Regions from separate parts of the Mus musculus genome. Here all the other regions are linked to region 1. Evidence: chromatin loops called from intact Hi-C (ENCODE). Cell type or tissue: left cerebral cortex. All regions are shown on one strand. Region 1 overlaps Rgs3 (regulator of G-protein signaling 3). Region 2 holds the start of Rgs3 (regulator of G-protein signaling 3). Region 3 has its middle 6.4 kb from the start of Rgs3. Region 4 overlaps Zfp618 (zinc finger protein 618). Region 5 has its middle 36 kb from the start of 4933430I17Rik.

Region 1 (5,000 bases):
GTTTTGCCAATGAAGGGAGCAGACGTGGCAAGCAGATGGAACACAGCTAAGGTCAATTAGCTAATATGGGATTGAGCTAGGATTCAAATCCAGGCTGTTTAGAAGCCACACTCTTAATCACGACTGTAATTATAGGGGTAATGACAATAAGAATTATAGTTATTATTCCGGGAGACTGAGAGCTCTCAGTCCCAGAGGTGGCAGGGTGAGGCCAGGCAGGCCCCAGGGATCCCTGCCAGAGTTCAGGGAGGGCCAGTGACTCCGGGCTCACTTCAGCTTGCAGCAGGGCAGGGTCATGGAGGAGGGGTAGGGACAGGTAGAAGAAGCTGCCCCTTTGCCAGCTGGGCCCTGGGCAGCCTTGTCGCAGCTGAAGGAGGATGATCTTGGGGGTCATGCTAACACCTCCAAAGACCCAAGGCTGCAGCCAATGTGGATACTGAGGAGGCACTAGGGTCCAGGAAGCCCTGTCTGGCTTAGTTTTTGGTCTTTCTTCCTGGTTGTAGGCCCCTGTCCCCTTTTAGTGCCAAGGTTTCTTAGGTGCCTGAAAGCCAAAACCCGGGGTCAGAGCTTCCCACTAGGACTACTGAAGATGACCCCACCCCACCCCACCCCCAGTAGTGGAAGGAAGAGCCCATTTCCCAGCTGGGTAGAGACTGGGGGTGGTGGCTGGCGGGAGTGGTCCCCAGGCCCATTGTGTGGGGCTGATAAAGTGCGGAAGCCGAGGTTAGAATGGGAGGAAACCCAGCTCTGTGGGTCCTTTCCCACGGGTGGGGGCTCCGAGCACTGCTGAGGTAGGCTAGCACAACTGCAGAGCCTGTGTCTCTGTGAGTCAGGTACAGCAGGGTCGGCCAAGTGTTGAGGGCATTTTGGGTGCCAAGATGTCCATGACTGGGACCCACATTTCATCCTGGTCAATCTTCTGCCCGTTTGGGCTGCTAACCCACCCTAGGCATCTGCTGAAACAAACAAACAAAAAATAACGTCTTCCAAGTTGGTAGAAGCAGCACATATGCTGGGACTGGCTCCAGACATGGTGTGTGTTCCTGGGTGCATGTATGCGCGCGCGCGCACGCGCGCGCACACACACACACACACACACACACACACACACACACACACACACACACACACACACACACATGTTTCCACGCTCTGGTGTGGCAACTGATTCAGGAAGGAGGCAGTTTTTTTTGCTGAGTCTTTCCTTGGAAACAGTCACCTTGTGCCATTTTGGCACTTGAGTGCTCCGCCCTCTGGTGGACAGTTTTTAATTTACATAGGCGGATTCTGTCTTAAGTGGTTCAGGTCCTTTGGGCAAGTGGCAATGAGCCTCTATTTACTACTTATGGACTTTCTAGGAGGATTAATGAGACAGAAGCTAGATGAAGGGTGTGAGGCTGCGAGGAGATGGAGGCTACAAGAGATAGGGTCTCTCATGCAGGAGGAACAATTTGGCAAAGTCAGGGAGCTGGGGCTATAGACTCTGCAGGCTGGGGTGGGTCACAGGAATGAAACTGGAGGTTCTGGATCCAGCAGCGAGGACTCCTAAATGCAGTGTCTCAGGCTGCATCTTCTTGGATGCATTTATCTGGCAAATGTGTGCTCCTACCACACTGACCATATGAAGGTGACCAGTCCGAGGCTTCCAATGGAAACTCAGAGCCAAGCAGAAGAGGGTTCAGACAAACCATTTTGGGTGTGGTGGGGACCTTAAAAGAGATAAAGAGGGCATGAAAGGATTCCTGGGGACAGAGGCATCGGTGCTGCTTGGCTACGGTGCCTTAAGCTATGCCTTAAGAAGGAGAGTCACTAAGGACAGCAGCAAACACTCTGCTGGGCTGGGGCAGAGGAGGGAGCTTCTAGAATAGGTGCTGGCCTGGCAATTTACTGATGATGTGGCAACTGGTCGTACCAAGCCCCATGATAGATTCTCTGCCATGTGGTGTTTTGGATGTTATCCCAAGAGTACTAGGGAGCCCTGGAGTGCTTTAAGGCAATGGGGATGCTCTCAGTCTCCTTACACCCTGAGTCCTGAGATAGCCATCAGGATCTTGGTTGTGGAAACTGAGATGTGAAGAATCATAAAGAGGCAGTGACCAGCCAAATCACAGAGCAGAAGTCTGTCTAGACCCCTGCTCACTTGCCAGCCATGGCGCCTGACGGGATCCTCTGTTCCCAGTGTCAAATGTCCCTCTGATTCTCCCCACAAACCAGGAAGAAGCCGACTGCTTGATCTGGGAGCTCTGCCAGAGATGGCGCACTGGGGATCACTGGGCTGCTTGCAGGCTGCTGCTGGAGCCTTGTGTCCTGGGTACCCAGACAACATTGTATCTCTGTTTTCTCTGCAGATGAGTGGGACTGACCTCACAGAATGTGATGAAGCTTCCCGGAAGAGAAAGAGCAAAAACATGTAGGTTGGGACGATCCTGATTGTCTCCTGACATTCCTTCTCTTCTACCCCAGACTTGGGAGAAGTAGGGTTGCACTCCAGCCCCACCCACACCCCCAGACAGATACTAAGGAGCAGTGAGCTATTGAAGACTCAGGATAAATCATTAGGATCTTGAAAGTTTATTTTCTCAGAGCTAGGCAGGAACTAAGTATCCCTGGCCCAGCCTAGCCTCTGAGCCAAGCAGTGATTTATAAAAGTCCTTGGCATACAAAGAGCTGAACTGACAAGTCTCTGGACTTCCTGAAAGTGAACAGTCTCAGGCATGGCCAGAAGGGGGCACTGCTGGCCTAGCTACACTATGCCATGCTCTCTGCAAGTTTTTCTGGCCAGCCCAGCCCAGCCCAGGCTCCCTACCCTTGTGAAGGTTTATTTCTGGTGCCAGTTAATGAGGTCTCTGGCTTGTGAGGGACAGGCGATGCTCTCGTTAGGTTTCCTCAAACTTTCAGTCTTGAGGCTCCTGAGGAGCAGATTCACAGAGAGAAGTCTGTGGGGGCATGGCTCATAGTAGGAACACAATCCCCCAGAGGGAAGGAACCTCTGCCTCCAGGTTCAGTAACAGATAAGAAAGAATTAGAGCTGGGGGAAGCGGAGAGGCGTCTTCCCTGGGCGTGATGCCTTTAGTGACCCTCTTTCCTAGCTCAGACCTGGGCGGGAGCCCACTGGTCTAGGAAACCATTTTCTCCAGCTTTTCTGCCCTCTTCTGTTTTATCCCCAACAGCGGGCTTCTCTCAGACTGTAGCCCGAGGCAGTGAAATGTACAAGCAGCCATCCTCTGCTGGGACACTCCCCCATTTAGCTGCAGTTTGGGTGGATGGGGACTGGAAGGAGGTATCCATACAATGTCAGAGCTGCTGCCGGTGGCACCTGGGAGAGCAGTAGGTGGTGGTGAAGGGTGGGTGTCCGGAGTTCTGGAACTGCCTCAGATCCACACTCTGTAGTTGCCTTTAAAAGTGGGCATCATCTTTTGAACGTCTGGAGTTCACATTCTTCAAAGCTTAGACAGTTCTCTTAGCATCTGATTGGGACACAACAGCCAGTGTTCATTGTGCTGGGTTCTATAGGTGTTGCATAGGTGATCATACTTTGCATGCCCTTTTTGTGTGCCACATCCTCGTTTTACAAAAGGAAACAGACTTAGGAAGAAGTGAGTTAACTTGTCCAGACTCTGTTTCAAAGGAATGGGAGCCAGGATGGGAGGCTAGTCTGCTTTGGGGCTGCTATCCTGACCCAGAGAGCCACTGGTCTCTGGACTCCTTGACTTAGAACCTACTGCAGCCGTGGTGGAGTGGGGGTGTCTCTGGGCAGCTGTTCCTGAACCCCAGAACAGGTGTGACAGCAGCTTCTTAGGTCCCAACACCTTTGTGCCTGGCACTGTATGCCTGCCACACCCTAGTATCCTGAACACCCCAGCAGGTAACAGGAGTATCATCCTTGTTAGACAAGCAAGAAACTTGACTTCCAGATTGGTTAAGGGGCTGAACTCAGCAGACGAGGGGAGCTTGGGTTTGACTCGGTCTCCAGAGCTGAGCTGCCAGCTGCTACCAGGTATAGTGCCACCCGTGATCTCAGAGGCGCATTTAGGCTTGGATAGCTTCAGAAGGAGAAATGCCACAAACTATCTAGAAAGTTTAAGTTTCCTTGGCTTTGTGAGAATTGCAGAGACCAAAAATGAAAAAAAAAAAGAATATTCAATCACAAAACTAAATATGTAGAAATTAAGTAAACCATCCAATGACCCCCCCCCCCACACACACACACAAGTTTATAGCATTTACACGTTAGGTTATTCAAGCTTAGAACTACTAAAACTTTTGGGGCCTCTTGTATAATAATGGGCTGCCCAGTCTGATAGCAGTGAGCTTACAGGAGCTGGCAGGGGATCACAGACTAGGGGTGTGAAATAGAACAAGGGGTCTTTAACCCTTTTTTCACCAGTAGCTTCCTGAAGGCTAAAATCTGCCTCTGGGAGGAGCAGCCTGGCTAAAAATGGTTTTTGGCTAAAAATAGCTAGTCCTGCCACCCTGGTGGGCAGAGCCTCCTTCTCTCCCTCCTTCCTGCCCAGCAATTTGCTGACTTGCCTCCCTTGTTGCCATGGTAACAAGGGAGGTGGGTCACAAATAACTGGGTCTGGCTTTCTGCCGGGGGCTGGCCCCAGGGGCTGTCCTTTGCAAACACATGCCCCTTTCACGCTGCCTCTCAGGGTTGGCCAGCAGGGCTGTTTTTCTCTGCTGCCCCCCTCTGGTCCCTCCCATTTCCTGGCTCCGCCTGTCTGAGTCCCAGCCGGGCTTGAGCCTGAAGTCCAGTCATCCGGCCAGGATTCCAGAGACAGAGTGCACGCAGCTCCAGCTCTCTGCGGTGCACATTTACCTCGAAAGCCTAGGAACTCGGTGGGAGGCAGGAGCCTGAGGCCGCTCAGTTCACACCATCCTGAGTCTCAAGGTGGGGGGACTCTTCAGAGATGCTCCGAGGCATGTACCTCACACGCAATGGGAACCTACAGAGGCGGCACACCATGAAGGAGTAGGTGCCCCTCGTTCCAGCCCATTGG
Region 2 (5,000 bases), 75 kb before region 1:
GGTGATTTCCTGCCATTCTTCTGAGAGGCGGGCTTCCCAGGGCGGTCATGCCAGGCTGACAGGGTGCAGTGTGGGCTCCCGCTACTGGGGGGGGAGAGCTGGGTTTTCATGGGGAGGCAGCCGAGGCAGGATCCGCAGCCATGAACCGCTTCAATGGGCTCTGCAAAGTGTGTTCAGAACGCCGCTACCGGCAGGTGGGTGCTTGATCCCCTGGGTACTGTGATAGTGGGAATCAGGGATGGGGCTCATCCATATAGAATCTCTCTCTCCACAAGCCCATCTATGCCTCCCCCTGTTCCCTGCAGGCACATTAGAGACAGGGGTTGGTCCCATGGCCCAGCCTGCTACCTACTGCCCCGGGTTATAGGCAGCTGAGGCCAGTTCTGAGTGTTTTCCTATCCACTGCCTGGGATCCTTGATGAGATGAGTTAGCTGTTGCTGCTTGGTTTTTGCTTTTGCTTTTATTATCTAGGAGGAGGTGATTGGAATAAAAAAAGCGCCATGTCAGGTCTGAGATTAGTGGTGCTGGGTTTGGGCTGGGGGGCTAAGGGACTCCCGAAAGCTGCAGTTTTGCTGACTTTCCTGTTTCTGGTGGGCAGCGGTACCCATGATGTCCCTTGTGTGTACTGGTGTGTGCATCTAGGTGAGGTGTGTTGTAAGCGTATGTGTATCTTTTCCTCCCGGCTGCCACCATTGCCTTGAAGTGACTCCGGGATTGCTGTGGCTCTGGAGGCCAACTTCACTGCATCTGTCTCTTAGCTCCTGGGCTGGGAGGCAGGGAAGAGTCAGGAGTGATGGTCACGTTCACCCCAAAGACTCTTCTAGAACTAGCTTTTCTTTCTTTCTTTCTTTCTTTCTTTCTTTCTTTCTTTCTTTCTTTCTTTCTTTCTTTCTTTTTAAGATTTATTTATTTATGTATGTATGTGAGTACACTGTAGCTGTACAGATGGTTGTGAGCCTTCATGTGGTTATTGGAAATTGAATTTTTTAGGATCTCTGCTTGCTCCAGCCAACCCCACTTGCTACGGTCAGCCCCGTTTGCTCCAGCCCAAAGCTTCATTTTTTATTATTATACATAAGTGCACTGTAGCTGACTTCAGACTCATCAGAAGGGGGTGTCAGATCTCATTACGGGTGATTGTGAGCCACCATGTGGTTGCTGGGATTTGAACTCAGGACCTTCTGAAGAGCACTCAGTGCTCTTACCTGCTGAGTCATCTCACCAGCCCACTTTTATTTCTTATACATAGGAATGGGGATCAGGAGTAGGGATGAAGGTAAAATATATCCAGATTTGTGTAGTGTCCAAGATGGAGGGACCACACGAATTGCCCTGACTGTAAAAAATACAGAGAAGACCCTCTTTAGAATCTGGAGCTTAACTCTATAGTGTATAGGTCACAGGCAGAGGCCCATTTCCCCCCCACCCCCACCCCCCCCCCGGCACCTGCCTCCATCACTGGGGACCCAGATGTTCTTTCTAACATTTTCCTGCACCGTTGACCTCAATCTATGCTCCCTACTTTCCTGAAGTTAGTCCCTGTGGCAAGAACATTTAGATGTTTATAAACATAAGACAGGGTGAGCGCCGGATAGGAGGTAATGAAATCCCAGGTGTTCTTGGGACCAGGGGCCAGGGCACAGGAATGTGCTGGTGACCAGAGTGGGACCTGGTACACGCATGGGCTGGACTCAGGGTAAGATGGCTCCCACATCGACGCCGGGGCAGCATTGAACATACTAGACCTTCTGTGGGACCAGAGCTCTAGCCCACTGTGGTCCCCTTTAACTGATCTATTGAGCAGCTTACAGTCGCTTGTCCCTAAAACAGGAGTGGTGACATATGGTCAAGCCCGTGGGAGGAAAAGGTGACCCCTATAAAGTCTTGTGTCTGCTGCTCACCTCCAGGGAGTAGGTAATAAATGCTGGCAGTTAGGGACAGGAGCCCACGTGTGACAGAACGTCAGATACTCTTCAGGTGCTGGCATAGCTGAGACTCGGGAGGGGCGGCAGTGCTTGCCCCTGACAGGCAAGAGAAAGAGCCACCCTGGGAAGGGCACCTGACAGGACCTGCTGAGGTTCCAGAGTCAGGAGAGGGCTGTCCCCTTTCTTGAGCCCAAGGTCAGAGAGGATCGCTGGGGGGAGTATGCCCTCACTTTGGGCCTTGCTTACCTTCTCTGTAAAATGGGCTTGCTGAAGCCGTATTCTTTGGGGTCTAGGACAGACTCTTGTCTTGGAGGACTGACTCTTTGGACACTACTCTGTGTGCTCAGAGGCCTCCATTGCAGCCTGCTCCTCCCACAGACCTGGGCAATGCTCTCATTCCTTTCTAGCCCCTTTCCCGTCACTCCTTTGCTAGCCAATGGGGTAGGATTGTTCTCCGAGGTGGCACTCAGGAGGCGGTGAAGAGCCTCCTGGCCCTGGCCGGACCAGAGTGCCAGAGCGCCACATTTATCTTCAGACCAAGGATCTGGGGCTTACCCTCCAGACAGGAGGGGCCATCCTCAGCGCCCTGTGACATAAGATTGGGGCAGGGCTAGAAGTAGTCCTGTGTGGTGTGGAAGGTAGGTCCCAAGTTCCCTGTGAGCCCCACAGAGTGGCTCCTGCTGTCTTCTCTGGGCCTCTGCTGGATTGGCAACTCGAGATCCCTCCAGCTCTCCACGTTCACTCCCGGCTTTGTTTTGCTTTCTTTCCATATTTTTTTCCTTCTCTTCCTGTCTTAGCTATGTGTTTTCCCAGAATTCTTATGGGAATAGGGTATTTTCCTGCCTCCCTCCCCCTCCCCCGCTTGTCTGTCAGATTTCCTGTTTTACAAACTTGCTTTGAATCCAGGCCCAGGACTGGTGGGAAGCAGAGCCTGGGGACCTTTGGTCACCCTGGGCTCCCGCCTGCTCCCCTTCCTCATGCCTGGCCTTGGGTTACCAGCAGGTGAATACAGTGCCCAGCCCTGAGAGACAGCTCAAGGCTCTGCATGCGGCTGTGCCCTGCCTGACCTGTGCTAGGCTTTCGGAGATGCCTTCCTCCTCTCCCCGTCTCTGTCCAGGACACCTTCTCTTTGTGCCTCATTGGGACTCACCCTGGTCTTTCCCTGCCCTAGGGGTATCTTGGGACTCCCCCTTGAAGCCATTTTTCTGACCTAAGTAATCTGAATGAGCCAGTGGGCCATGCTGCACACAGAATCGCTCTTTTTGTTTTTTGGAAGATTTTGTCTTAAAAAAATTTTTTTTAATTTTATTTTAAACTATGCTTATATGTGTGCCTGGCCATGTGTAGGTCAGAGGTGTTGGATTCCCCCCGAAGCTGGAGTTATAGGCAAATGTGAGCTGACTTGGAGACTGGGAATAGAACCCAAGAGCTAGTATTAGCAAGAGTCAGTGTCTATGCACCTAACTGCTGAGCCAGCGGTTCTTGACCTGTGGGTCTCGACCCTAACCCTTTCTCAGGGGTCAGATCTCAGATATCCTGCATATCAAATATTTACATTACAGTTCCTGACAGTACAAAATTGCAGTTACGAAGCAGCAACAAAAATAATTTTATGGTTGGAGTCACAACCCGAGACTTGTATTAAAGGGTAGTAGCATTAATAGCATTAGGAAGATTGAGAACCACTGCACTAAATCATTTTCAAAGATGGGCGGGCGTGGAGGGGGTCCTTTGATCGGACCTCTGAAAACAGACTGTGGCCTCCCACACCCATACTCCTTTGTAGGCAGAATGAAGCCCGTGGCTAGTACAGGTTTATCCAGGAGGCTGCGGCTCTGCCCGTGCCTGTGAACCCCATCACTCTTCAGCTGACACTTGGCCATGGGCTAAGAGAGAACATGCTACATCTTCCTGCCTGGCCCTCAGGGAGGGCGGCCACCCGCTTGGCTTGATTTCTAAATAAAATAAAGTGTGTGTCCTTAGCCCAAGGCAAACCATGGGCTTAGATCCCAAGACCTCCGTGGGAAAGGAAGCTGGTCTTCAGTGGGGAGAGGAGGTAGAATTCCAGACGGCTCTTGGGTAAAGGGTTGGGGCTGTTAGGACCAAGAGGAAAACGGGTTTCCCTTTTCCTTGATCTCATCCATTCTGCTCTCTGCTTGACTTTGCATAAGTCAGGGTTAAGATGGTGGGTCAGAGATAGGTAGAGGAGGCTGGCTGACTCCTTCTCAGCTCTGACTCCCTGTGGAGAGGAAGGTGGCTCTGGGTGGAGCTTAGAGGCTTCCCAGTTTTGAAACTCTGGAGTAACTGGACAAGGTTATGTCCTAGATCACCATCCGGAGGGGCAAAGACGGCTTTGGCTTCACCATCTGCTGTGACTCTCCGGTCCGAGTCCAGGCTGTGGATTCTGGTAAGTGAATGGCCTAGGATGGCAGCCTCACCCTCCTGCCAGGCAGCTGGACTTTGCTGTTTGGAGCTGGACAGGGCCTCACACTGGATCAGACTCTGGGTTTTCAAAGGAAAAAGAATAATATTTTTAAATGACCTACAGATGAATCTGAGGTTTATGAAAATAGAGCCTTTTTTGGGGGGGGGAGGGTTGTTTTATCAAAATGAAAATAGATTCTGTATTTTGATTCTGCTCGTTTCTGAAGAGGAGCTAAAATCGAATTCCGATGGCTGCAGGGGAGATGTATGAGCTTGCATCCCATCCGCAAGCCCACTTAACACTTAGAAGTGGACATCCCGAGCTGGCTGTGGTGGCTCGTACTTATAACCCTTGAACCTAGGAGGTAGAGGCAAGAGGATTGCTGGATATTCAAAGCTAGCCTGGCCTACACTGTGAGTCTCTCTCTCTCTCTCTCTCTCTCTCTCACACACACACACACACACACATACATAAACAAAAAGCAAGAACATAATAGGCAGAGGCTGGGAATGTGACACAGTAAAGCACTAATACAGTAAGAGGGGGATTCATTTGGTCTCCAGAAACTGTGCAAAAAGGAAAAAGAAAAAAAGAAGCCAACCACTGTGGCTCATGTTTTAATTATATCCTCCTGCGGGTGGGGTCGGAG
Region 3 (5,000 bases), 84 kb before region 1:
ATGTAGGGAAAGGAAAAAAAAAGTTAGCTGCAAATCCAGGCAGTTGGATGTGCTTGTGGTCACATCCCAGTGCACTGGCCTACTTCTTGTACATGACAAATGACTCCAAAACCTTCCTCTTCCCAGTCAGTGACTTGCTCCTCCAACCTTGAGATGTTTCCTCAATACACGTAGTGGAGCTTTATAGGCCACCTAGTCGAATGTGCAGTGGGCACGTTCTGAGACCTGCAGGCACCAAGAAGGAGAGGAGAGGTCCTCCCCGTGGTGGCTGCAGATCCGAGTTTGAATCCCCAGCACACAGGGAAAAAGCCAGCCATTGCAGCACACAAGCCTATAACCCCTAGCACTGTGGGGTTTAGAGACTGATGATGGGGCTTCCCAGCTGCCTGCCTAATTCCAGCTTCAGTGAGAGGCCTTGTCCTGACAGAACATGGTGGAGAGTGGGGGTGAGGGGGCCTGAAGTTATCATCTGTGCCCACACCACCCAACATGGGCACATAGAATCCTGGAAGGGGAGCTGCAGAGCTCAGCTGCGGGTGTCAGCATCTCGGCAGGAGCTAAGGAGAGCCACTTTCACTGGCTGTATGACTGTGGACCTGCCCTTCCCCAGCTCCATGCCTCAGTTTCCTTATCTGTAAAATCCAGCCATCTCCAGGGCTTTCTATTTCAATTTCAGACTTCTGTGAATATTAAGCAGTTACAAACAAACAAACAAACAAACAAACAAAAGTATAGACCTTTTCAAAGATAAGTAAAGATAGAAGGCAGGGGGCTGGTGAGATGGCTCAGTGGGTAAGAGCACCCGACTGCTCTTCCGAAGGTCCGAAGTTCAAATCCCAGCAACCACATGGTGGCTCACAACCATCTGTAACGAGATCTGACTCCCTCTTCTGGAGTGTCTGAAGACAGCTACAGTGTACTTACATATAATAAATAAATAAATCTTAAAAAAAAAAAAAAGATAGAAGGCAGGTATGAACCCCCAGAGATGCATAGCGCCAATCCATCCTTTATCACTATGTAGTTTTCTTCCTCTGGGCCCCACCCATTTCTCCCTCCTCCAGTGTATCACTTTCCTATGTTATCAGTATCTCTCGGTCTGTCTGTCTATCTGTCTGTCTGTCTATATGACAACTCCTAAAGACACAGAACCATGAAGACACAATCACACTCAGAATGATAGTAATCTGTCTAATTCCTCAGTGCTTTGAACATGGAGCTAAGCCATTTGGAAGTCCTCTTGGATGATAAGCGGAAGCTGAACTGGAGCTTCTAATATTGTTTATAGCACTTTCTGAACTTGTACCCAGAGAACAACTTTGGAGAGAGATGTAACTGTTCCCCTGAAAGACAGACATTTGACTCATCAATGTGAAAGACCATTATGGAAGGAAATGAATAAATTTAAGAAAAGCACACACACACACACACACACATATATACATACAATATATACATATGTAATTAAAGAATACAATCTTATTTGATAACCTGTGGCTGCATATATGCAAGGTCTTTTTTGTCCTGTGTCAGATAGCACCCTCAATACTCTGGGGCAGCCTCTCCTTTAACCCTTCTATGGACAGGATCTTTGTCAAGGATAGAGTGACCTGATATCAGAAAGCTTATGACCAGTGATGGATGGGTCATGCACGTAACACAAAGAAAAAAAGTGAATAGAAAACATATGTCCTCAGTTTAAGGCATCAAACTAGAAATAAAAATCATAAAACCCTATGAAACAAAATCGTTTAAGGCTCTTGAATGAGTAGATTAATGTGCTTTCCCCCAGGATGTAATAAGTCTCGTCTTGCGGCAAGCTGAGCAGTTCTGCTGCGCACTCCATAAAGTTGCCTCTGAGCCTCGTATTGGCTCTCTGAGATGCACCTCCTCCTCTTTCTGGCTCTGCTCAGGAGGCGTCCTGTGAGCTCCCATGCCCCAACTACCTCTTGTGCCTCCATAGCTTGTTGCCCTCGCTGTTCATCTGTCAATCTCTCTCTGTCTAGTGCCAGGCCCTGTATTGCTGTCTTGAACTGCTATTTAAATTCCTGCCTATTTGTCATGTTTCCTTAACACTGGGGCTCCATGCCCAGCGCCTGCCAACCATGGGCGTGATGGATTCCCCCATTTGTCAAGCCTTTGCCGAGTGCAGAAGCCTGGAGCTGGAGCCTTGGCAGTAGGCAGGGACCGAGGCATGGTTCCAGAGCCTCTTCACGGAGGGAAATTGCCATCCTCTCCTGTGAGGGCCCAAGTTGGTAAGCCGGCTGGTCGGTGCCTTGCCGTATGCTCAGGCTACTTATATAAGCAGTTCTTCCTCCAAAGGGTTTTCAAAGCAGCCTTTAGAAGTAGCTAATTGAAGAACACTCCGAGAGAGGTCCCTGCTTGTGGACGTTAATTGTGACAGTTTACTCTGCCTGAACGATCATGAAATCACTGGAGGCCCCTTAGCAGGGCTGCAAAGCTCAAGGGAGGCTATTAACCATTTAGCATTCTCTAAGCACCAGGGAATAAAAATTCCACTTACAGCAGAGCAGGGGGAGGCAATGTTTATTACGACGAAAGCCCAAGCCTGGAGACAGGGAAGTCTACAGCGGCAGCCAGCATTGAGTGCAGAGCGTACTTTACCTCACTGGCAGCCAGGACTCTCCCAAATGTGCTGACGAGAAAAACAAACTTGCTAGGAGCACATTGGTAGAGTCTCTAAAGGCTATCCCTGAATGGCAGCTATCTGGATGTCTGCTGCCGTGGCAGTCTAGCCTGCTTCCAAGAGGGAAGAGTGTTCAGAACGGCAGGGTAGGAAGGTGAAGGGGTACTTAGTTAGGGTGACTGCATTACCCTCCTTGAGCAAATCATTAATGGGGCCTTGTATGACGGGGACAAGGAGAAGGAGGTAGCCACGAGTCACTGCTAGAGAAGCAGCCAATGATGCCATGGAGTGAGATAGCCGTGGCTATGGTTCAGAACATGGATTGACAGGCAGGTGGCAGTGCTCCATGCCCCTGCCCCTCACTTGGCTTGGGTGCCTGGGAGAAGCTAGTTTTGTTGTGCTTACAACTATCAGGTGGCAAGCTGCCACCCTTTCCGGAGAATCCAAACAATATGTATTTATGGAAGCTTCTCGACCTCGCCTTGACCATGGGTGGGTACGTGTAGAATCCCTGGAGAGCTTTCCCTGTGCTCCCATGCCCAGACGCTACCTTGAACTAACTGCGTTTGGATCTAGGCACGAACTCTGCAGCTCAAAGTCTCAAGGCAGGTTTTGTAGGCAGCCCTTTGAGGCTGCTGAGAACTGCCTCCTGGGCCTGACCCCTGAAGACTGGCTTCCTGGGAGGTACATCTGCAGGGAGTTTTACCAACTCCCCCTGCCAATCGGGGCAGGCCAGATGCTCTCCGTGGGTCTCTCAGATAGTGAGAACTAGGCTGCCAGGGCTATGCTCCAGTCTAAATACGTATGCTGTTTCTAGATAGTAATTAAACCAGTCTACAAAGAAATCTGAGTTGAGAGCTAGAGAAAGAAAGGAAGGGAAGAAAAACAAAGCAGAATCAAAACTCACAAAAGGCTCAAGTATCAAGCTCAAGTAGAGTGTGGTACAACAGAGGTCCTTAAAAATACCATTGCAAAAGCAGTGGCTGTTCCCCTATGATGATTTGAAAGCAAAAATCGCTAACAATCCCACCTACCAGACACAGCCATTGTTTCTCTTTTGTGGCTCTGTTTTCCATGAAATTTCAGGTTGGCATACGCCAACAAGTGTTGGCATTTCATTGGCATTCATCGATGGCATCGCTATTAAAAGCTGCCAATCAGTTCGTGATGGTTGGACATTCTCTAGGCACTTTGAATTCCTGCTACCCAAGAGGCCCCAGTTCGAACTCTACCCCTCACCAGAGTCTGGCAATGTATGAGGCCTGACCTTGGTTTGTGCCTGCCTGCCCTGTTGACAGTCCGGTCAGATGGTCATTGTGACTTTTGTATGTCAGGTATGTTTGGAACTCGGACTCCAGCCATCTGAGAACTGCTAAGGTCCTGCTTGGCTGTGAGGCAAGGCTGTGTGAGTGGAGGCCCCATAACTTTCTGCTTACTGCATGTCCCCAGCTGAGGTGGTGGCTAAGAATCTCTGATGGGGACAACCCTCTCCACCTAGCCAGCACTAGGACAGCTAACCTCCTCAAGGTAGCCTGAGCTCCCATGGCATCAGAGAGTGCAGCATCTGCTCAGGTTTTCTCGGACCTGACTAATAAATACTAAGTATTCTGTGACCTTGGGAAGGGGACCGAAGTCAATACTAAGTATTCTGTGACCTTGGGAAGGGGACCGAGCAAGCTTGGTGCTTTCCTCTAGAGACTGAGTAGAACTTCTCTGCCCACCTCACAAAGTGGGAAGAAGGAAGGAACTGAAGCAGGCGGAGGTGCTCTTAGGAAGCCACGCGTAGACTGTGGAACCTTTGACTTCCTTGAACAGACCGTGGGAGACTCACTCTCTGCTCTCCTTCCAGGCAGCATACGCTTATTGGCTGCATGAGCTTTGGGGTGAGGTCTCTCTTGACTCCGGACAAGGTGAGTTGCTGGGAAGCTCCTGAAGCAATAGCCCACCAAGGCCCTGGCTGGTATAGTCACGTTGACCCTGGAAATGCTTGGCTTGAGCTGCTCTCTGTGATGTTGTGTCCCACTGAGGTAGATGTTGGTAGTCTAAATTACAGGCTGCTGTTGTCACTGGCCTGGCTGAGGGTTTGGGTTCCCTTACAGAGGGGAGTTTGGCAGCCCCTAGGCTCCCTAGGAAGTGCTGAGTCTGGCAGATGCCAGGATGCCATAAAGGGTCCTCTTGATCTGTCTTCTGGGCTCAGGAGACGCTTGGATGGGGCTAGAAAGCACTGACACTGATTGCAGTCCTCTTAGGCTGGCTGAGGACACAGGCTCAGGATTCTCTTCTTTGCATCACTGTCACTTAGCTGGCCTTACTTGGCTCTGCAGCCCCAAACTAAAAGCTTAGGAGTCGGGAG
Region 4 (5,000 bases), 420 kb after region 1:
TGTGGTTTTGTGTTTACTGTGCTTATATTTCCCAAAAGGAGGGGAGTCGACCAACCTTGAAGTGTGGATTTTTCAAATGCTGTGTTGTGACAGTTGTGTTTTTGCTTGCAGGTAGGAGGCTAAGTCAGGGGGATCAAAATTTCAAGCCCTGCTTGGGCTATGGAGTGGGTTCAAGGCCAGACTAATCAACTTAGTTAGACCCTGTCTTAAAGTAAGAAAAGAGGGTTGGGGGGTAGCTCAGTGATAAGAGTAATTATGGAGACCTTGCTTGGCGTTCCATCCTCAGCACCTTAAAAGAATTAGATTGTCCACCATGGTCTCCTTGGTGGTAGACATTGGCTCACCAGATTGTAGGGTCAGGGCTTTCTTGACTTTACCCTTTTTCTTGAGCTTTGTGGCTGAGCTTTTGAAGGTCCGTAGCATCTGCAGAGAATTGTCTGTGGAGACTGCAGTCATTGAATGTCACTGTCTCCAGGCAAGTGTCAAGCAAACCATGGGCACATCAGTGGCTGCCTCTGTGAGACTTGGAATCCCTGGGGTGGATCTTACCTGGGCAAACTGTATGGTCAAATCCAAGGGCACCAGGTTAGGGGCTGTGAAATGGTGCGTGTGAGAGGTCGAGACTGTCACTGTCATTATCCTGGAGAATATGGCTGTTTGTGTGCAGGTGGACATACACACATGGATTTATATTTCTCCTGAAATACCTACCTGCCTGTTCCCCTATGAATACAGATGAAGGCAGAGAAGGGGACCTTCCTTCTTACAGAGGAGGCACCTGCCCCAGATAAAGCCTTACGTGCTATCCTAGTGGGTCCAGGAGCCTGACAACTTCAGTGTGTCTCTCTGCCTGTTAAATGGGTCGTACTGCATTCGTGGTGTTGGGAGGATTAGCTGGTATACAGTAGGTGCTCAAGAATGAGAGCCCCTCACCCTCTGTAGATAGAGAATGAATGGGCCTCTGCCAGCTTACATGCTGTCTGGAGGTACTCAACCAAGCTGTAAGGGACACAGAGGAAGCATGGTCCTTACAGTGCCACAAAGCCTCTACAGGCTGTGGGAGAGTTTGAGGCAAATGGAAGACCTGAGCAGGCCTATAGGAACTGCCTCAGGCTGGCTGCCTCATCCGTCATCCATATCACTCAGCACTTCGTTGGGTAGGACAGACCTGCTGAGTGGTGTTTCTCCAGCTGATTTTCAAACAGCACCACTTGGAAGGATATGTAATCCTTAAAAATCCCTATATTTTGGGTGCAGGTTAAGTTAAAGCCCAGCGACTCTCCTTCTGGTCAGTGTCTCGGAGCCATTGGTAGCCTCATCCAAGCTGTATAAGGGGCAGAGATGGCTGAGTATCTCAAATTGACTTTCCTGAGACCTTCATGTACTGGATCAGCTGTGTTCTGTAGTACCCAGAGCATCATAGAAAGAAGAGCTGGGTTGTTGTCTGCTCGTGTGGGTGGGGATATAAGTATAGAGTTTTGCTTGGCCGAGTCCATCCCTGCATTGTGGGGTTTCCAGAGAGATGCTGCAGATGTAAGCTTTGGGGAAGGTACTAGACGTGGCTGACAAGGAGTTCCTACTTCCCCATGCAAGTTCTGACCCTCCTCACACAGTCTTTGGCCTTCCCAGAGCAAGTATGAAACTACCCCTCCCTACTTGTCACATGTTCTGTCCCAGAACATCCTTTATGCCTTGAGATTCTTGTTGGGTCAAAGTTGCCTCCAGGAAATGGACTGACATCCTCAATCCTCATTTGGGAGCTGTCGCAGCAGAATCTTCCAGAGAAAACAGGGAAGCTCATCCCAGCGACTCAATCCTGGAGTAGAAAATGGGGCCCTGACCTGTCTGCCGGCTGCATTTCACCAGTGTGTCCTTGGGCAGGTCACCCTTTCCCTCTCCATCCCTCTACCTCCCAGACACACATTCTCTGAGCTCCATGGGCCTCCTGCCCACTCAGCCCTGACAGACAAGCTGACCATTCCCCGTGCCATATCACGCCCCCTCTCTGCCTCCTTCCAGCAGAAAACACCTTCAGTCGTCGAGTAGAAAGCAAAGCACAGAACCACTTTGAAGAGACCAATAGCAGCTCACAAAATTCCAGCGGTGAGTCTGTCTGTGGTGTGACATGTGGCATCACGTGTCACCTCCCACAGAAGAGCAGGTACCTATGACTGGGGTCTTCTGATGCATGGTGGGGCTTGTTGGGAGAGGGGCTGGGTAGGGAAAGAGAGAGAGAGCAGAGCTTATGAGAAGCAGAAGGGACCATTATATCTAGGAGCCCGTCTGTGGCTTCTGCCCTTGCCCACAGACAGGGAACTTCCTTAATCCCAAACTCAGGCATCAACCTCGCCAGCCCAGATGGGTAACCCTAAGAGAGCCATTTGCTGAGTAGTGCCATATGTAGCAGGCTTCTTTCCAGAGAGGCAAATGGGGTGATACTGGAGCCAGAGGTCCCAGGTTCTGTACCCAATACCACAGAAGAGAGTCTCTTCTAGACCCTGCAGTGCTATGGCTTGGCCTGAGAGCTCCTGGTGGTGTTTGCTGCCACCTGGTGGCTGCCTTGTACTGGCACAGCTTGGGACTCCAGGATTTATAAAGCCTTGGCAGGAATGTGGATGGTCACCAGCAATCCCTATCTTAGAAAGGGACAGGAAGAATGTATGCACAGTTATGGCCAGGACAGGAGGGGACAGGTCTTCTGCCACTATGAAGCTGATGTCATTGAATATTAGGCCTGAGTGAATGCCCCACTGTGCTGACACTGCCTGGTACATACCTGTAGTGGGTGCTTCTTGGCCACATGGGCTTCAGCAAATGGTTCGTTCGGATCACAGATACCAGATGGAGGCTTCTGCCTAGTAGTAGACCCAAGCTCCTTCAAACCCAAGTTTGATCCCTGCTCCTCTGGCTCCAGTGAGTGGTCTAGATGAGTCCCAACTCCTCCTCGGCTGCAAGTAGCTTGAGGAGCACGGACAGCCCCAGAGAACACAGGCAGGAGGAGGGGAGGGAGTGTTGCTTTGGGCGTTGCTTGGCTTGTTTTACCTTGGTGTAAACCAAGCACTTGGTGCAAGTACCACTTGGGTCATCACTGTGACCCTCAGAGCTTCTGTAATTGGTTGGTCTAGGAGGAAAGCATGACCTGCCCGGGGCCACAGAGGATTAAGTGGCAGCCTGGAGCTAGAACGTGTCTCCTGTCATACCCTGGGCTCTCCACCCAAGCCATGCTGCACCCCTTACAGCTCTACTGCCACCAGGGCTAACGTTTATGCAGGGACAGCACTGTCATGGGCTGCTGCTTGCGCTGGCAGCCACCATTCATTGAGCACTTACGACGTGGCTGGCATGTGTTCCGAGCTCTGTGTGTTGCGTCTGTTTTCACCCTTGCCACAGTCCTGTGGGGATAGTGTTCCTGTTACTCCCACTTTCTGGATGAGGAAACTGAGGCTCAGGATAAGTCCACTGTAGCCCCAGGTCCCCCAGACTACAGGTGGAGCCAGGACCCTCCTACTTTGCCTGCACTCCACTTTGCTGCCTGCTATATTGAAGGCTTACCAGCCCCACTCTCTGGCAATGCCAGACAGTAGGAGGGCTTGCCAGAAGACAACCAAGTGGCTAAGTGCGTGGCCATATGAGCATCATACCTGGGTCACAGAGCCTCACTGTCAGAGCACCCTGAGGCTTGGTCGATATCAAGTGACACTGCCTTCTCTGATGGCTGTGCCTTTCTACCAGCACCTCTCACCTACCTTCCCACACAGACTGTGTGTCCACCAAGGAGCTCTCTCCAAAGAGGGCCCCCTGGCTCGCTCACCAGCTGTGGTGCCTTCACAGCCCGGACTGGGGAACATTTAGCTAAACTGTTTCTCTTTTGCAGAAACTGCAAGTCCCCTGATTTCCAACCCTTTCCCTCTCCTGCAGAGTAAGTGATGGTCCTGATGGGAGGGTTGAAGAGGGCACAGCAGGGCAGAGAGTGACTCTCTGGCCTCCCTGAGGTATAGACAGGCCTTGGACCACCCTGAGGGTTAGTCCCAGTAATAGCCTTGGGAGGATGCTAGGGGCTCCGGAGGGTGGAGAGGTCAGGTAGGTAGAACCCTGAGCACACAGGAGGGGGGACAGGTTACCCACTTCTGATTATCCAGACAGCCTCAGGACTTCTCTTCCAAGCCACCTTTTTCCCTCTCTTTCCCTCCCCTTCTACCTAACAGTGTGGTCTTTCTTTCCTCCCACTGCCCCCTTCTTTGCCAGGCACTAGTGTGCTTCCTGAATACTCTGAGCTTTTGGTGTCCCTGCTGCCTGCTCCACTTAGCCCATCCTCCAGCTTATCCAGTTGTACCCACTGCCTCGCTTCCCCCCTCTTTCTCTCATTGCTTCCCCCTCCCATTGTGAGTGTCCTTATTCATCTGTGCATGCGTGCATCTTGTTTCCTCCATGAACAGTGATGCTCGTGTGGTCCCACGGGCAGAGGGTTAAGCTGTGAATCCCAAGGGGCAGAGTCTGTTTCCTGGGAGCTCCTGGTGCCTGGATGTTGTCCTTCCCATGTGCTCAGAACAGTGCCTGCCACGGAGTAAGCGCCCAGGAAGCAGCAGGCCCGTTGAGTTAGCAGCCTATATCTGTGTGGCTTCCCCTCTTTCTGCTCCTGCCTCTCCTTGGCCTTTCTGTCTCCAAGCTAGTGGACAGGCCAGTTAACAGGCTGGGCCCAGGGCCCCAAGTATGCACCTGGATCCCCACCTTCGAAGCTGCCTGCAGCCCAGTGTCAGGGTGCCTGAGTATGGACCACCTGTCACATGCCCACCTGTCTCCCCAGAACCCTACACGTGCGGCGCCTGTGGGATCCAGTTTCAGTTCTACAGCAACCTGCTGGAGCACATGCAGTCCCACGCAGGTAAGGCCCAGAGACCAGCAGAACCCACGCAGAGCACACCCCCCCCCCTCCATCCCATTATAACTGGACACACACATCTCTGGCACTTCCCGGGAACTTACCTTCTGAGCCCCAGCCA
Region 5 (5,000 bases), 140 kb before region 1:
ATGATCGAAACGGCCACATCTTGTCAGGAGGGCAGTGGCCCCTCTTCTCTATCCTTTGGTCTTCACAGTCCATCTACTCCCTTTTGGATGACGTCCCTGGGACTTGGAGCAAGTGTCATAGATGTCCCATCTGGGACCAAGCACTCAGCGTCTGTTCCCAGTACGGTGACTAGTTATGAGCCCACACTTTGACCATCACCCATAGCGGAGAAAGGCTTCTTTGACCAAGGTTGAGAACTTCACTCGTCTAAGAGTATACAAGCGCATATGCAGAAGGCAACGAACTCTACTCCATTCTGCAAAAAAATGTCAGCAGTTGATTGCCCCACAGTGCCTGTGAGTGCTCTCTGGCTCTTTAAAGTAAACTGAGATGGGGCACCCTAAAGCAGAAAGGAAGGAGAAAGCAATATAAACAAGAAATGACAAAGGGGGTAGCATCCTGTTAGAGCCCCTGCCTCAGCCTCGCAGTGTTCTGACCAAGGAGGGTCCAGGTAACTGCTGCTAACTGACACTTCCTGTCACCCGGGGCTTTGGGAAGCTGAAGTAAGACTCTGAGCTTGGAGATTAGCTTTGATAATTTGACAGGGGAACTTGAAGTCGAGTCTCCTGAAACATGGTCGTGAGAGGCTAATATTTCCAAGAAAGTAGTCACCAGTCCTCTACCTCTGCCATGTGCCACTCTCTGGCCCCTGCTTGAAGGAGGCCACTTGGTTTAGTTCGCTTTGGTTTTGGATGGTGCTTCCTGGTGACACATAGCCTGGTGACACATAGCCCAGGCTTATCTGTGTGTGCGGTCATTGTATACACCTGTAGCCTAGGTCCACACTGTCTCTTGGAGCCAGAGTCCAGCTTGGGTGTTGTCCTAGCCACAGGGGCCACAGAGTCTGTTTTTCATTTTTGAATTATAGAAGATGCACTGAGTTTGGTGGGGAGGGGTCAGGGTTTCACCAGTGACCCTTAAAAAAATCAGTTTAATTCAAATATGCCTAAAAGAATTTCTTGCTAGATTAGGGACAGAAATATCCCCGGCCTTTAGATGGAAATGATTAGAGGCCCTTTGGAGCCAAAGGGAATCTGAAAGAATTTTTTTCTTTTTGTTGCCATGAAGTACCAGATTATGAAACTACTGTGTTCTTCTGTTATGCATTAACAAATGTTTATTTAATACCAGAGTACTGTTATGCGTTACAGCATCGGTGGTTCTCAACCTGTGGTCACGACCCCTTTGGAGGTTGAATGACCCTGGAACAAGGGTCGTATATTAGATATCCTATCGACCAGATATTTACATTATGATTTCTAATAATAACAAAGTGATAATTATGACGTAGCAGTGAAATAATGTTATGGTTGGGGTCACCACAACATGAGGAGCTGTATTAAAGAGTCTCGGCATTAGGAAGGTTGAGAACCCATGTTAGAGAGGAAACTAACTCTTCATTTACCTTTTGTTGTTGGTTTGAAGCAGGGGCTCTCTCTGCAGCCCTGCATTGCTTCAAAATCATGGCGTCCCTCCTGCCTCAGTCTCTTAAGGGCTGGGATTACAGACACTTGCAGGTAACTGTCCATCACTGACTAGACAGGAATCTGGAGGCAGGAATTGAGGCAGAGGCTGTGGGGAAGGGCTGTTTTCTGGCTTGTTCCTCCTGGCTTGCTCAGCCAGCTTTCTTATACAACTCCTCTGAACCTGTGAGCCGGCCCCAATCAAATGCTGTCCTTTATAAGAGTTGCCAAAGTCATGGTGTATCTTAACAACACTGAAACCCTAACTAAGACACAAGGACCACCTGTCCAAGGCTGTCAAGACCCACAGAGGGCTGGGCTGAACCCTCCAACATCAATCAGTAATTAAGAGAATGCCCTATGGGCTAGCCTACCAGCAATCTGGTGGAAGTGTTTTCTCAATTGAGACTCCTCTTTCCAAATAACTCTAGTTTATGTCAAGTTGATGAAAATTAACCAACACAACTGACCCAGTTTTCTTATTACCTTGAAAAAGAAGAAGGGTTCAAGTGGTAGAAAGTTACTTCCTGGAAATAGAGCTCTGCAGAGGAAATCTCCTGAGCACTCTGTCTTGACAGTTGCAACCACTAGGTGGTGGTATTACGTCATGAAAACAACACCTTTTGCGGCCAGTGTCTGTACAACAAAGACATTTTCAGTTACTAAATGGAGAAGATACGTTTTCTAATTTGTATACAGAGTCCAATTTAAATGCTTGAGGGGACTGGTAGCTCCTTGATGCTGAGCCTGTTGTCATGGTTACAACACCAGGTTACAAATGACAAATAGGAGGCTGACGAATGAATGGACTATCTCAATAGTTTAGATTATTACTGAAAGCACCCTTTCAAGAATATGTGGAATTCTGTAGTCCAGAGGCTTTGAATTGGGGAAGTTGAAAGCTATTGATGACCTGACATCATTAGGACAGACTCAGGGAGGTGAAAATACCAAAGGCAGCCTAAGGCACTAATACTGTTTTTCATTCTCTCTCTCTCTCTCTCTCTCTCTCTCTCTCTCTGTCTCTCTCTCTCCCACCCTCCCTCCCTCCGAATCTCTCCTCTCTCTGTTTGAATCTGTCTGTCTCTCCCTCCCTTCCTCCCTCTGACTCTCTCTGTCTCTCTGTGTCTCTCTGTCTGTCTCTGTCTGTCTCTCTCCGTGTGAGTAATGTTGCTTGGCCGGGGTTTAAGTCCTAGCACCAAAAGGAAGAAAGGAAAACAAAGAACCAAGTCTATGTGTACTTGCAAAACATTTGAAACAGTCTTACATATAGCCTAGCCCAGCCTCTAGTTTGAGATTGTCTTTGCCTCTGCTTCTCAAGGGCTTGAATCGTAGGTGTGTGATACTATCAGGGAGCCTGTGTGTATCTTGACTAAGTCACACATGCTTTTAAAAAACAGGAAATGGGCTGGTGGGACGGCTCAGTGGGTAAAGGCATTTATTACCAAGCTTGATAACTTAGGTTCAGTCTCCAGGACCCACATGATGGAAGCAGAGAATTGATCTTTGTGGATTACCGTAGTCTGACCTACACACACACACACACACACACACACACACACACACACACACACACACACACAGTGGCAAATGTGTACCTACACAGAGACAGAAAACGAACTACATAGAAAGGGGGCTGGAGAGATGGCACAGCAGTGAAGAGCTTTTTGCTCTTCCAGAGGACTGGCACCTACATGCTCCTCATGACTGTCTGTCAGTCCATTTGTAGGGGATCTGACGGCCTCTTCTGGATGCCATGCGCTGCATGCACAGACACGTGCAGGCAAAGCACTTACAGATATAAAATATATCTAAAATAGCAGTAGAGTGTAGTTTGGTGGAGTACACCTATAATTCCAGCACTCAGAAGTTGGAGACAGAATTTCTAGTTTGAAGCCAGGCTGGGCTACATAGCAAGATCCTGTCTCAAACCATTCTTGACTTCTTTCTTGAGTCTGTACAGTGTATAAAGGTATTTCTGCCTTGGAAGGGATTACGAAAAGTTATCTGTTAATTTTCTCTGCCTCTCATTCACTGGTTCGTTGTAAAGTCATTTATGGTATAAATATCGTTGTAAAGATTGTGTGTGTGTGTGTGTGTGTGTGTGTGTGTGTGTGTGCATGTGTCTGGTTGGATGAGTATGTGCGCATGTGAGTGCACTGGAGCACTTGCGGATGCCAGAAGAGGGCATTAAATCCTTCGGAGCTGGAGTTACAGGCATCTGCGAGAAGTCTGGCTTGTCCTGTGGGTGGTGAGATCCTCACAAGTGCACAGCACACACGTTCAGCCACGGAGCCTTCTTACCCACCAGCCTCCACTGCACAGTGATCAGCTGAGCGACTGCTGTGGGAAAAGCACTGGTCCAGGTTATGTGAGCATCTCTGGTCTCATCATCTCGCCTTGTCTTAGCACCTCCGAGATCAGTACCAAATCACATTAGCCATATCGTCCACACCCTCCCTCCCACTCTACTCTGATGCCTCGGCTATTTCCCTGATCTGAGTCTAGCCTTGTTCTCCACACAGACTGCCTCCTCCCCTTCACTCACCTTCCAACATGAAAGTATTACATCTTTCCCTAAAGCCGTCCCTTGCCCGGAGATCAGCACAGCCTCTTTCATTGGGTTTATGAGCGTCGCAGGGCACAGCCACCTGGACTGGCTTTATCCCATTTGCCTGCTCCCTCTTTACTCCGTATGCTCCCACCATGGCTGCTTTTATTTTGACTTCTTCTAATGAGCCGTGTCCTGTGCTATTTTCAGACTTAAAATTTTTTCGGGACTTTCCATTCAACCTGGAACATTCTTTTTTTCCTTCCTGTTTGGCTATTTTCTGTTCATTCTTAGGTCTCGGCTTACATGTTCCCCAACTTGGAAATAAGCCTTTCCCCAGCTGGACCTGTAAGAGTGAGTCCCCCCTTTCATTCTCTTCTCGTGGCCTCTATGGGGCAGGTGGGCCACAGCTTGCTCTTGCTACCCTCTACTGCCAGACTGTGAGCTCTGAGTGTGTCACAGCGTGTCTCCACACTTGGGGGGAGTGCCTGGCATTGTGAGGGCCCAGGAATGCAGGGTGAAGAGTGAATTAGTGAAATGCACATCTAACATGTCTTCTTTCTTTTGTTCACTTGTTCTTCCTTCCTTTATTTCTATATTCCTATTATTATTTTAAAGATTTATTTGTATTTATTTCATGTATGTGTGTATATTGTAGCTGTCTTCAGACACTCCAGAAGAGGGCATCAATCAGATCCCATTACAGATGGTTGTGAGCCACCATGTGGCTTCTGGGAATTGAACTCAGGACTTTTGGAAGAGCAGTCATTGCTTTTAACCACTGAGCCATCTCTCTAGCCCTGTGATTTTTTTTTTTTTTTTAATTTTGATCCAGTGGCCATGTGAAGCTGTGGAGGGACCAGGGAGCCTGAGCATGAGGCTTTCCTCGAAGTTAGGAAACTATGTAGCTCTGGTTGTTCTGGGACTCCTTGTGTTGACCAGGCTG

The links. Hi-C counts contacts between places; a loop is a spot of excess contacts. Peaks named below come from ENCODE experiments on the same cell type or tissue, not always from the same donor. Only the 100,000 strongest peaks of a DNase experiment are listed, where the experiment ranks them.
Region 2: it touches region 1 in a loop (1.9-fold over the local background); 8 of 42 quality-filtered maps call a loop at or near these places.
Region 3: a loop joins it to region 1, with 2.2 times the contacts of the local background. A loop is called at or near these places in 8 of 42 quality-filtered maps.
Region 4: it touches region 1 in a loop (4-fold over the local background); 3 of 42 quality-filtered maps call a loop at or near these places.
Region 5: it touches region 1 in a loop (10-fold over the local background); 41 of 42 quality-filtered maps call a loop at or near these places.

Annotation. Positions count from the first base shown.
Region 1 is chr4:62,694,923-62,699,922 of GRCm38, forward strand. Rgs3 (regulator of G-protein signaling 3) reads left to right here. Exons shown (of 16, transcript NM_134257.3): 12 at 2,349-2,410. Among named protein-coding and RNA genes, the nearest start is that of Gm11210, 26 kb to the right of the region's middle. In left cerebral cortex, CTCF peaks have their summits at 1,262 (motif pointing left), 2,716 (motif pointing right) and 4,660 (motif pointing left); DNase peaks (open chromatin) are centred at 1,247, 2,253, 2,732, 3,334 and 2 more places; H3K4me3 peaks cover 721 bases; H3K27ac peaks cover 2,145 bases.
Region 2 is chr4:62,619,594-62,624,593 of GRCm38, forward strand. Rgs3 (regulator of G-protein signaling 3) reads left to right here and starts at 79. Exons shown (of 16, transcript NM_134257.3): 1 at 79-194; 2 at 4,252-4,333. The coding sequence starts at 141. In left cerebral cortex, a CTCF peak has its summit at 2,921; no DNase peak of the experiment used is centred here; H3K4me3 peaks cover 1,327 bases; H3K27ac peaks cover 3,118 bases.
Region 3 is chr4:62,610,805-62,615,804 of GRCm38, forward strand. It overlaps a transcript of Rgs3 not described here. Among named protein-coding and RNA genes, the nearest start is that of Rgs3, 6.4 kb to the right of the region's middle. In left cerebral cortex, a CTCF peak has its summit at 2,988; DNase peaks (open chromatin) are centred at 2,157, 2,572 and 3,368; H3K27ac peaks cover 1,568 bases.
Region 4 is chr4:63,116,527-63,121,526 of GRCm38, forward strand. Zfp618 (zinc finger protein 618) reads left to right here. Exons shown (of 15, transcript NM_028327.1): 12 at 2,020-2,103; 13 at 4,805-4,882. Among named protein-coding and RNA genes, the nearest start is that of Ambp, 35 kb to the right of the region's middle. In left cerebral cortex, a CTCF peak has its summit at 2,557 (motif pointing left); DNase peaks (open chromatin) are centred at 1,453, 2,023 and 2,544.
Region 5 is chr4:62,559,340-62,564,339 of GRCm38, forward strand. It overlaps a transcript of Rgs3 not described here. Among named protein-coding and RNA genes, the nearest start is that of 4933430I17Rik, 36 kb to the left of the region's middle. In left cerebral cortex, a CTCF peak has its summit at 2,085 (motif pointing right); a DNase peak (open chromatin) is centred at 2,100.